Linked DNA regions of Homo sapiens: region 1 is linked to region 2. A link is an interaction called in ENCODE POLR2A ChIA-PET data of the cell type or tissue named here. Cell type or tissue: PC-9. All regions are shown on one strand. Each heading gives the region's core, and the rest is flanking DNA. Links, peaks and the distances in the headings are about the cores only. Region 1 overlaps LOC124904230 (a long non-coding RNA gene). Region 2 holds the start of LOC101928334 (a long non-coding RNA gene).

Evidence for each region. ChIA-PET counts read pairs that join two places held together with the same protein. Peaks named below come from ENCODE experiments on the same cell type or tissue, not always from the same donor. Only the 100,000 strongest peaks of a DNase experiment are listed, where the experiment ranks them.
Region 1: POLR2A ChIA-PET joins it to region 2 with 6 read pairs; 1 of 35 experiments calls an interaction of 5 or more read pairs at or near these places.

The regions. Positions count from the first base shown.
Region 1 is chr1:99,958,978-99,964,364 of GRCh38, reverse strand. All of the region lies in intron 1 of LOC124904230 (a long non-coding RNA gene), which reads left to right. Among named protein-coding and RNA genes, the nearest start is that of SLC35A3, 8.3 kb to the left of the region's middle. In PC-9, for the core only: no CTCF peak of the experiment used is centred there; a DNase peak (open chromatin) is centred at 1,164; H3K27ac peaks cover 1,259 bases.
Region 2 is chr1:101,148,019-101,153,405 of GRCh38, reverse strand. It overlaps LOC101928334 (a long non-coding RNA gene), which reads right to left and starts at 2,791. Exons shown (of 4, transcript XR_426738.4): 1 at 2,498-2,791. In PC-9, for the core only: no CTCF peak of the experiment used is centred there; a DNase peak (open chromatin) is centred at 2,535; H3K27ac peaks cover 1,191 bases.

The DNA.
Region 1 (5,387 bases), core at 287-5,286, 1.2 Mb after region 2:
TCCTCAAGCTTGGCCCAAATTCTACTTATATTAATTTTGCCTCCACATCTTCCTTTGAGGTCACACTAAGATTTTGCCAATTTCCAAGCACTTGGAAGTTGAAAAAAAATTTTTTTGACAAAACCTAGCATATATTGATTAATACAGAAACTTATGGCCAGAGATGGGTGTATTTTAACAAAAGCATGACTTTTGTGACTTTGACTTAGGGGCCAAGTGATGGGGGCAAGCAAACTGATTTTAGCAGCTGGAAGAATGATAACCCATGGTGTACTATGGAATATTTGATAAAACTGTGACCTACAATTACTTAAAAGTTAAATAATGAACATAGTAAGTTTATAGCTCCAGTGCAAGAGACTAGAAAACAAAATGTTAATAGCATGTGTAGGTTAATGTTGGATGTATTTGAAAGACACTTCATGAAAGAGAAATAGCCAAAAAATAATTTACTAATTTGTAAGCAGGAATGGAAAGGAATAAAGACAACATAGAAATTCAGGAACTGGCACAGTTGACAATGGCAAATACTTTTCTAATGGAAGCCTTTAATAATAATTTTAAAAAATCAAACCAAGCCTATCCCTGTCATACCTATCTTTAAAATCTCTAAATGGATTGAGATATCACCTAGTAAGTCCTTTCAATTGGATGAAATGGCTAAATGAACAGGGAATAAAGGTGTTGGTCTCCCACCAAGCTTGATAGGCTCAAGGTACCTAGAATTAAGTAGACAGATAAATGGAGATATGTCAAGGAAAGAACTGTGTTATGGCCATTGGCAAATGAAGCTGATTGGAATCTAAGAGATAAGAAACCAGTAATGTTTATAAGATAATTGTATTGCCAAAGGAGCCAAGAGCCTAGACAAAACTTAACATGTCTCTTTGGCCTACAGCCCTCTATACACAGGAAATGAGCTCAGGATACTGGTTAGCCTCCAAAGAGTGCATATTCTCCAATACCCTCTTCACATATAACTAAAAAATATAATAAAGGAAGAACTGTCTCCCAGAAGGTCAAATCAAGGAACATAAAGAACAATGAATTGGGAACCCCCTTCTAGAGGGCAGAATTAGCATCTAATTCAAGAACTATTTAATATCACCTACACCCAGGATAGCAGGACTTCACAATGTGTTGCCACTGAGCAGTGTCAGCTCTGTTCATTGACTTTACTCTCATTTTTTCCCAATGACTCACCACATCTCTTCCCTCTAATATACTTTCTGTGATCTAAGAATTTGCCTGTTCTAGATATTTTATATGTGTTATCATACAATATTTGTCCTTTTTTATTTAACTTCTTTCATTTAGCACCATGTTTTCAAGGTTCATCCATATTGTAATCTGTATCAGAACTTATTCCTTCTTCTGGCTGAACAATAACCCATTTTATGGATATACCACATTTTATTTATCCCTTCATCCATCAGTAGACATTTGAGTTGTTTCTACCTTTTGGGTGTTATGAATAATGCTGCTATGAACATTTATGTACAAGTATCTTATTCGTTTAAGTCCTTGTGTTTTTTTGTTTTGTTTTGTTTTTTTGTTTTTTTGAGACAGAGTCTTGCTCTATTGCCCAGGCTGGAGTGTGGTGGTGCAATCTCGGCTCACTGCAACCTCTGCCTCCTGGGTTCAAGTGATTCTCCTGCCTCAGCCTTCCGAGTAGCCAGGACTACAGACACATGCCACTACACCTGGCTAATTTTTGTATTTTTAGTAAAGACTGGGTTTCGCCATATTGGCCATGCTGGTCTCAAACTCCTGACCTCAAGTGATACTCCCACCTTGGCCTCCCAAAGTGCTGGAATTACAGGAATGAGCCACCGTGCCCAGCCAAGTCCTTGTTTTCAATTCCTCCACGTATATAAGTAGGAGAGGAATGCTGAGTTATATGGTAATATTATGTTTAAATTTATTTTTTTAGAGGCAAGTTCTGGCTCTGTTGCCTAGGCTGGAGTACAGTGGCATGATCTCATAGCTCACTGCCACCTCAAACTCCTGGGCTCAAGTGATCTTACAGCTTCATCCTCTTAAGTAGCTAGACCTACAGCTATGCGCCACCATGCCTGCCTAATTTTTTTTTATTTTTAGTAGTGATAAGGTCTCCCAATATTGCCCAGGCTGGCCTTTTTTAAAAAAAAAATTTAATATTTAAAAAATAGAGGCTAAGCAACATGGCTCATACCTGTAATCCTAGCACTTTGGGAGACCACAGCGGGCAGATCAGGAGTTCAAGACAAGCCTGGGCAACATAATGAAACCCTGTCTTGACAAAAAAATACCAAAAAAAGTAGCCAGTAGTTCCAGCTACTTGGGGGCTGAGGTGGGCGCATCACTTGAGCCCAGGAGGTGGAGGCGGCAGTGAGCCAAGATCATGCCACTGCACTCCAGCCTAGGTGACAAAGAAAGACTCTGCCTTAAAAAAAAAAATTAATTTAATTTAAAAAATAGAGAGAGATGGGGTCTCACTATGTTGCCCAGGTTGATCCTGAACCTTTGGACTCAAGTGATCCTCCTACCTCAGCCTCCCAAAGTGTTGGGATCACAGATGTGAGCCACCACACCCAGCCTAATTCTTTTTTAAGATTTTTTTTCCTTGTTATCTTCTTCTTAAATTTTTTTGTTTTTTGAGACAGGGTCTTGCGCTGTTGCCCAGGCTGGAGTACAGTGGCAGAATCATGGCTCACTACATCCTTGACCTCCTGGAGTTAACTGATCTTCCCACCGCAGTCTTCAAAGTAGCTGGGACTACAGGCACTCACCAGCATGCCTGGCTAATTTTTGGATTTTTTGTAGAGACAGGGTTTCGCTGTGTTGCCCAGGTTGGTCTTGAACTCCAGGCCTCAAATGATCTGCCAGCCTTGGCCTAACAAAGTGCTGGGATTACAGGCATGAGCTGTCCCACCTGGGCTGTCATCTTAATTATTTCCATTTGGTACATTTAATCTTTGAGGAACTGCCAAACTGTTTTTCAAAACAGCTGTACCATTTTGTTTTATTTATTTATTTAATAATAGAAATGGGATCTTGCAATGTTGGCCAGGTTGGTCTCAAACTCTTGGGCTCAAGTGAGTCTCCCACCTCAACCTCCCACAGCACTGGGATTACTTGTGTGAGCCACTGCACCTGGTCCCAAATTTTAGACAAAGCTTTACTCCTTTAATCAATTGCAAATTAAAGAATCTCTGAAGACACCTATGACCTGTAAGCCCCCACTTCAAGATATTCTGCCTTTTTTTTAAAAATTATACTTTTAAGTTTTAGGGTACAGGTGCACAATGTGCAGTTTGTTACATATATATACATGTGCCATGCTGGTGTGCTGCACCATTAACTCGTCATTTAACATTAGGTATATCTTGGCCGGGCGCGGTGGCTCACGCCTGTAATCCCAGCACTTTGGGAGGCCGAGGCGGGTGGATCACGAGGTCAGGAGATCGAGACCATCCCGGCTAAAACGGTGAAACCCCGTCTCTACTAAAAATACAAAAAATTAGCCGGGCGTAGTGGCGGACGCCTGTAGTCCCAGCTACTTGGGAGGCTGAGGCAGGAGAATGGCGTGAACCCGGGAGGCGGAGCTTGCAGTGAGCCGAGATCCCGCCACTGCACTCCAGCCGGGGCGACAGAGCGAGACTCCGTCTCAAAAAAAAAAAAAAAAAAAAAAAAAAAAACATTAGGTATATCTCCTAATGCTTCCCTCCCCACTCCCCCCACCCCACAACAGGCCCCAGTGTGTGATGTTCCCCTTCCTATGTCCATGTATTCTCTTTGTTCAATTCCCACCTATGAGTGAGAACATGCGGTGTTTGGTTTTTTGTCCTTGCGATAGTTTGCTGAGAATGATGGTTTCCAGCTTCATCCATGTCCCTACAAAGGACATGAATTCATCATTTTTTATGGCTGCATAGTATTCCACGGTGTATACATGCCACATTTTCTTAATCCAGTCTATCATTGTTGGACATTTGGGTTGGTTCCAAGTCTTTGCTATTGTGAATAGTGCCGCAATAAACATACGTGTGCATGTGTCTTTATAGCAACATGATTTATAATCCTTTAGGTATAGATAGTCTGCCTTTTTAGGCCAAAGCAATGTATAACCTCCATATATTGATTTATGACTTAGCCTGTAACTTCTACTTCCCTAAAATATATAAAACAGGCCAGGTGAGGTGACTCATGCCCGTAATTCCAGAACTTTGGGAGGCTAAAGTGGGCAGATCACTTGAACGCAGGAGTCAAGACCAGTGGGTAACATGGTGAACCCTCATCTCTACAAAAAATACAAAAATTAACCAGGCATAGTAGTTCACAGCTATAGTCCCAGTTATTTGGGAGGCTGAGGTGGGAGGATCACTTGAGCCCAGGATGTAGAGGCTGCAGCAAACCAAATCATGCCACTGCACTCCAGCAGGGTGACAGAGTGAGACCCCGTCTCAAAAAAAAAAAAAAAAAAAGATGGCATAAACATATTCCATGCTATTTCTCCCAGAGAATACAACAAAAATTCTGGGGAGAATACATGAAACTGTTGTACCTGACCGAGTTAGAGAAAACGCCACACTTTGAGACGAATTAAGAGTCCTTTATTAGCTGGTGACCAAGAGACGGCTAATGCTCAAAATTCTCTTGGCCCCGAGGAAGGGGCTTGATTAACTTTTATACCTTGGTTTAGGAAGGGGAGGCGAGGGGGGGGCTAGTTAAAACAATTTTACAGAGGTTAAGTAGTCAAAAAAGTTAAAAGAATAAATGGTTACAGGAAAGTAAACATTTCCAGGTGCAGGGGCTTTAAGACTATTACAAGGTGATAGACGCGGGGCTTTGGGCGTTATCAATCAGACGAATTCTTGTGGACTGCGGATATAGCTTGCCACAGTATCTTATCAGTTAATTGCATTCTTGGATGTGCTGGGAGTCAGCTTGCACAAGTTAAGTCCTTGAGGAAGGGGCTGCCAATGAAAGAGCCAAGATGGAGTTTGTCTGGTTCTCTTAGCTAAGGGAGGAACAAGGCCAGGTGAATAAGGAAAAAACAAGGTTGGGCATTACAAAACAAATAACTGAGATTAGTAAAATAAATAATAAAGGTAATAAAGAAAATAATAGAAGATAAATTGGGTAAGAAATTAAAACTCAAAGACCAACAAAATGGTGAGTTTCGTATATTTTTCTCTCTACTATCTCAAAGCAAGAAAAATTCTGGAATGTTGCAAAAGGAACACCAAGATGTATCTCTATCTTTAAAAAGAAAACTGGAAAGAGGCCCCTCTGACAAATGAGGAACTATTCTGTTTCTGTTTTCTTTTATTGGCTCTGTAGGGCTCCAGTTCTAAAGCTGCATTCTCCCTATGGATGGTGACTCTATCAGCAGCTGAGCTTGC
Region 2 (5,387 bases), core at 89-5,088:
TCTCTTCATCATTGTATCTCCAGTTGTGTCCATATTTATCCAATTCCCCATCTCCAGTGAAGGCTTGTCTGGGTTTAGTTCAGCCTGAAAGAGGCCAAGAAAGAAGACAGGAGTGTCTCTTGCCCCATACTATATAATGTGTGGAACAAGAGGGAAAGCATCAAAGGTTACCTGAAGAAAACACTGCTGAGGTAAGAACATCTCAGGGTCCAAATGCTCATCTAAACAAGGCGGACCTAGGTGGTCAATGAGATCCTTGCTCATTAACTGGGAAACCAAGTGGCTAGAGAATAAAATGCAGGTCCAAATGGCTGGGCCACATTTTTGCATGTGTCTTAGCATCATGTTCTATGAGCAGATCCGGTTTATGTAATGAGGAGATCAAGATTGGGACAGATCATGTTCAAACATCCTCAACATGGGGCTACTAACATTTGTGTAATATTTTAAAGTTTTACGTATAGCAACTCAATGGAACATTGAGTTAACCCTAAGAGGTTGCTATTAATAGTAATCCATATTTAACAGATGAGAATAGGGCAGAGGAATGTGATGCCATTGTAGGACAGCATCTGGGGCTTGGCTTCCACTCATCTAGTTACTGAGAAGCACCCATGGCTCTGTCTCAGGGCAGGATCCCCTCTCCAGTTAGAGGAGCCAGTCTGTGAATGTGTTGCTTGCTGACGACCTGCCGACTGGCACTACTCAGAGAAGAAGCAGTGAAACGAACTGCATTCAGGCTGAGAGGAGCATGGGGCCTGGGAGGTCTTGGTGAAAGTTTTAAGATCTGTTTCTCACTTAAGAGGTTCTAGAAGAAAGGCAGTAGGAAGTAGTAGCCAAGTGTGAGACTTCATGAAGTTGTGCACTGATAGATCTCCAAATTGTTATTATTTTAAGACAGAGTCTCACTCTGTCATCCAGGCTGGAGTGCAGTGGCACGATCTCGGCTCACTGCAACCTCTGCCTCCCAGGTTCAAGAGATTCTCCTGCCGCAGCCTCCCGAGTAGCTGGGACTACAGGCGCCCGCCACCACACTCAGCTAATTTTTTGTATTTTTAGTAGAGTCGGGGTTTCATCCTGTTAGCCAGGATGGTCTTGATCTCCTGACCTCGTGATCCACCCGCCTCGGCCTCCCAAAGTGCGGGGATTACAGGCGTGAGCCACCACGCCTGGCCTCCAGATTATTTTTTAATAAAAGATTGCTGAGTGACTTTGGATATATAGCTCAGAAGCAATTCAAAGAGTTTAAGTAAAATTTCATCTCCAAAATAAACACACAAAAAAAGCCTTTCTTCAGTGCCATCTACTTATGTATATGGTAAGACTTCTCAGGACATGCATGTATAACAATATAAAATACGGACTATATCAATGCTGAAATTATCTCGTTCCAGCAATAAGCAATAACTATTCAGCAATAAATACACACAAACCGATTGTCAGGCAAAACAAGCCCTAAAACAACAGAAAATAAAAGAAGCAGAATTTTAAAAAATTAAAAAGCCCAATTCCCTGCACATTTATCTCATTAACAGATGTATTTCTAGTAAAATTACATTTACTTCTTAGTAAACATTTACTTACATTAACTCTTTTTGTCAATGTTTAAAATCATTTGGATCAATTATATACTGCTAATAATTGTAATGTGAGCCCTCTAGAAGTTTGGGTGTTATGATTACAGGGAAGTAAATTTACACAAATTTTTATTTATATAAATATTTTTGTTGAAGTGAAACATAGGGTCATCAATTTGTTCAAGCATAAACATATATTGGAACAAAATTCCTTGGCAAAGTGGAATGGAAACATGAGTTTAAGGAAAAAAATGATGTAAATATCTATTAAAGAAAGCTTAATAATATGTATAATGTGTTTTTAAATGGATAGTAGGGGTATTGAATTGCCATAACATTTAGATTACATTAGTTATTACTTAAAAAGTGATGTAACAGTTATATTTTTAAGGAGAATATTTACAACACCAGGGAAATCACATCCTCTGTGACTATTTGAACGTATAAGAAAAGTTTTCAGCTGTTAACAATGTGCAAGGGGGACACACCATATTTTTCAAAATTCTATTAGGCTGTATGTGAGCAGGAAAAATTAAAGCCCGCTATGCTACAGGAACACATCACTAGCTCTAGTATTTTCACAAGAAATGCAGACATTTCTGAAAGTATCTCCAAAACCTACTGAAGAAAGCAGAAGACAATACCTTGAGAGCACAAAATCATGGCAATTCATCCCCAAAGCGAATATGACCAACCTAAAAATTCCTATCTCAGCTAAAATCTCCACAGTTTTCTGTTGGATTCTTCTGCTACTACATCTTAAAACCCACTGGTCAGCTCACCATACATATCATTCAAAAGATAAGAATGTGGGAAGTTGATGTAAAGTTATCACGCAGTGATAAGCCAGAGTATAACTTATATGACAAAGAAACACACATACATGCGATCACATAATCTTTGATCCCAACGTAACTCACCTGGCTGATATGTGGGATTGCATCACAGTTTCCCGGGAGTTGCTCTTAAATGACTAGTTAGAAAGTTATTTACCCTGATGGAATGGCATAGGCCTAAATAAAAAAGACTGACATTGTACACAGGAATGAGACTTCAAACAGGAAATGACAATCTCTCTGTGTGTCTTAATTTATCTTTGGGGAAAATTGACAAAGTTAAAATGGAATTAAATTTTAATGAAAATTCGTAGAGAAAAAGTATTAAAAACAACTTTGCCGGGGCTATTAGAACATGGAGTTCTGCTACAAAAATGCTCGGAAAAAGTTTTACAATTTAAACACATTGGAACTCCCCAGTGTAAAACACTCTAAGCTAAATTATGGGAAAAGTCAATGTTGTATCAGCACCAAACAATCACCCTGCATAAGAATGAAAAGAAGGAAATGTTGTTCTGAATAGCTTGCCAAGGCTAAAGAAAAGTAGAACAGTTGTCGCAGACGAAGTGGTTGTGAGTAATAGCCCAAAAGGATGTATTCTAATTTGTGTTTGCCACTTAAATTATGAAATAGGTCATTATCTTCAAACTTAAGGTAAATAGCACTGGATTAGAGAAAAATAGAGACAGGAAGAGAGGGAAAAAGGAAAAAGGGCATAACAGGTAATTGTGATAAATGCATATTAATTTTTAGGCTTTTCTCAGTCAATAGATCTTATAATCCATTGTGGGTACACAAATGCTATGTTTTTTCTTTCCAATATTTGATGTGAGATAAAAATTAGATTAAGTGTAAAAACTAGATCTGGGCACCCCTATAGTAAGAATATTGAATTGTATCTCTTATGTAGCATTCCGTAACCCACTTTAATATTTGCTTTAACAACTTGACTACTCTCATATTTGTCATCAATTGGGTACCCAGTGCAAGAATTTTTAAGCAAAATTACTTGATAGTTTAGTATAAAAGCAGTGGTCTCCAACCTTTCTAAGCATAATATTTTTAAGCTTATTATTTTGGAAAATAAAAAAAAAAATCCTAAGTTAGAGACTGTTTAACAAACCTCCATGTATCCATCACCCAGCTTTAACAATTATCATCTCATGACCCACCTTATTTTATCTGTGCTTTACTTACTCATCCCACTTCAGATTATTCTGAAGCAAATCTAAGATATGAGATGATTTATTTTTGTTCTTAATAGAAAATATTTGAGGGCCCTTCCATATCACATTACGATGGTTGCATTTTTAATACCACTCAGTTAAAACTCCACATGAACATGAGGATTATTGCTCCCTCCTCCTTTCTTTACTACAACTCTGTGCCGCCTTCCCCATCTCAAAGGTATGTAGCCCATGAGTGGGGAATCCCTGGCACAATGAAAGTAGCTGCTAGCATCACTCACATTTGTGCTTGTTTAATAGCACATAAACATAAACTCACAACACAAACACTGCTTCTACTGCTTTATTTCTCAGGAATATATTTGTCATTACAGGTTTACAAGCAGAGTAGAAAATATAGCATTAGAATTCTCAACAGAACTTTTTCTCTTTATCCACCAGACTGATGTTTCTCTGCTAAAAATAAGTAACACAGGCTACTACTTTCTAAAAGTTGTTGCTCTCCAACATGTGTTTAGACAGCTTTATGACGTTGACATTTTTACCTGTGGAAAAAAAATCCAACTCCTGTGAGCTAGAAATCTTTGCACAATACAGCTTGAGAGCTGGCCTGCTTGTTGGCAGTCTCCCCGAGGAGCTAAGGAACAAATGAGCAAAGACTGTGTTCACACACTTGGAAATGACACAGGCCTGAGAAAGCTCCTTGTCTCACTACACCATGTGCACTTCCTTTAGATGAAAAACGAATATTCAGTGTTATTAAACCAGGACTTCAGTTACATATAGAATTCACTTTTGTATGAGAAAAGCAACAAAAAAAAGACCTGTTTTTTTTCCATATGAAACAGATAGTTTCTTTTGTTTTCTTGGTAAGGGGCACTAAACAAAATTCTTTCTTGATTTCTGCTCAGTGCACACATACAGCACTGATTAATGCTAATGGGATTCAGACATTTTAAAAAGCGTGCACTCAATCTCAGGATTATAAATATCATCCAGAAAGTTTGTGATTGGAATTTATTGGCATGCATCTAATCTAGATCAATTTTAAGCCCTTAAACTTTTATGTTTAAATGAACAGAATTATCTCCATTAAATCATATTCAGTACTGCTTGTGGCTATATAAAGAGAAAAATTATAGTAGTGCTATGTTTGTACTTTATTAGAGAAAAAGCAATCTTCTCTAAATGAAATTATTCTTTTTCTAGTTTCATGGAATATCTTATTTTTTAATTTTAAATTTCCGAAACAAGATGTCATCATTTGAAGATTCCAGTTTGGGCTTTATTTTTCTAAACATGTCCATTATGGGGCTGAGTAAACAGAATACATAAGATAATGAAATCTTTCTTACATAATACAATGTTTTTCTAAACCACATTTCAAACATGAAATTAGACAATCTAGTTTTCCACCAGGGAAATTATTATCTGCTTTATATGTACCGTATTAATTAGATTAGGCCCAAATCCTAGTAGTTTGCATAATTATATTTAATTTGCCAGAAGGGGTCAAATTGTAGCATTGGATCTTAACTAAGAGATAATGCTGTTTAGTCAGAAAAAGTATATCACATTCTAGAAATACTCAAAAGTATTTGTAATGTTAGAATAATAAAATGTAGTGTTGTTCTCTTCAGAGGCCCAACTGTTTATATTTGAATAGTAAAAACCCCAGAAATGCACCTGGCTTAATATTTATAATCATGAAATATGGTTAAACGTTAGTTAGAAGCTCATTTATTTCATCTCCTTCCAATTTAGTGTCATTTCCTTAAATCTATTTT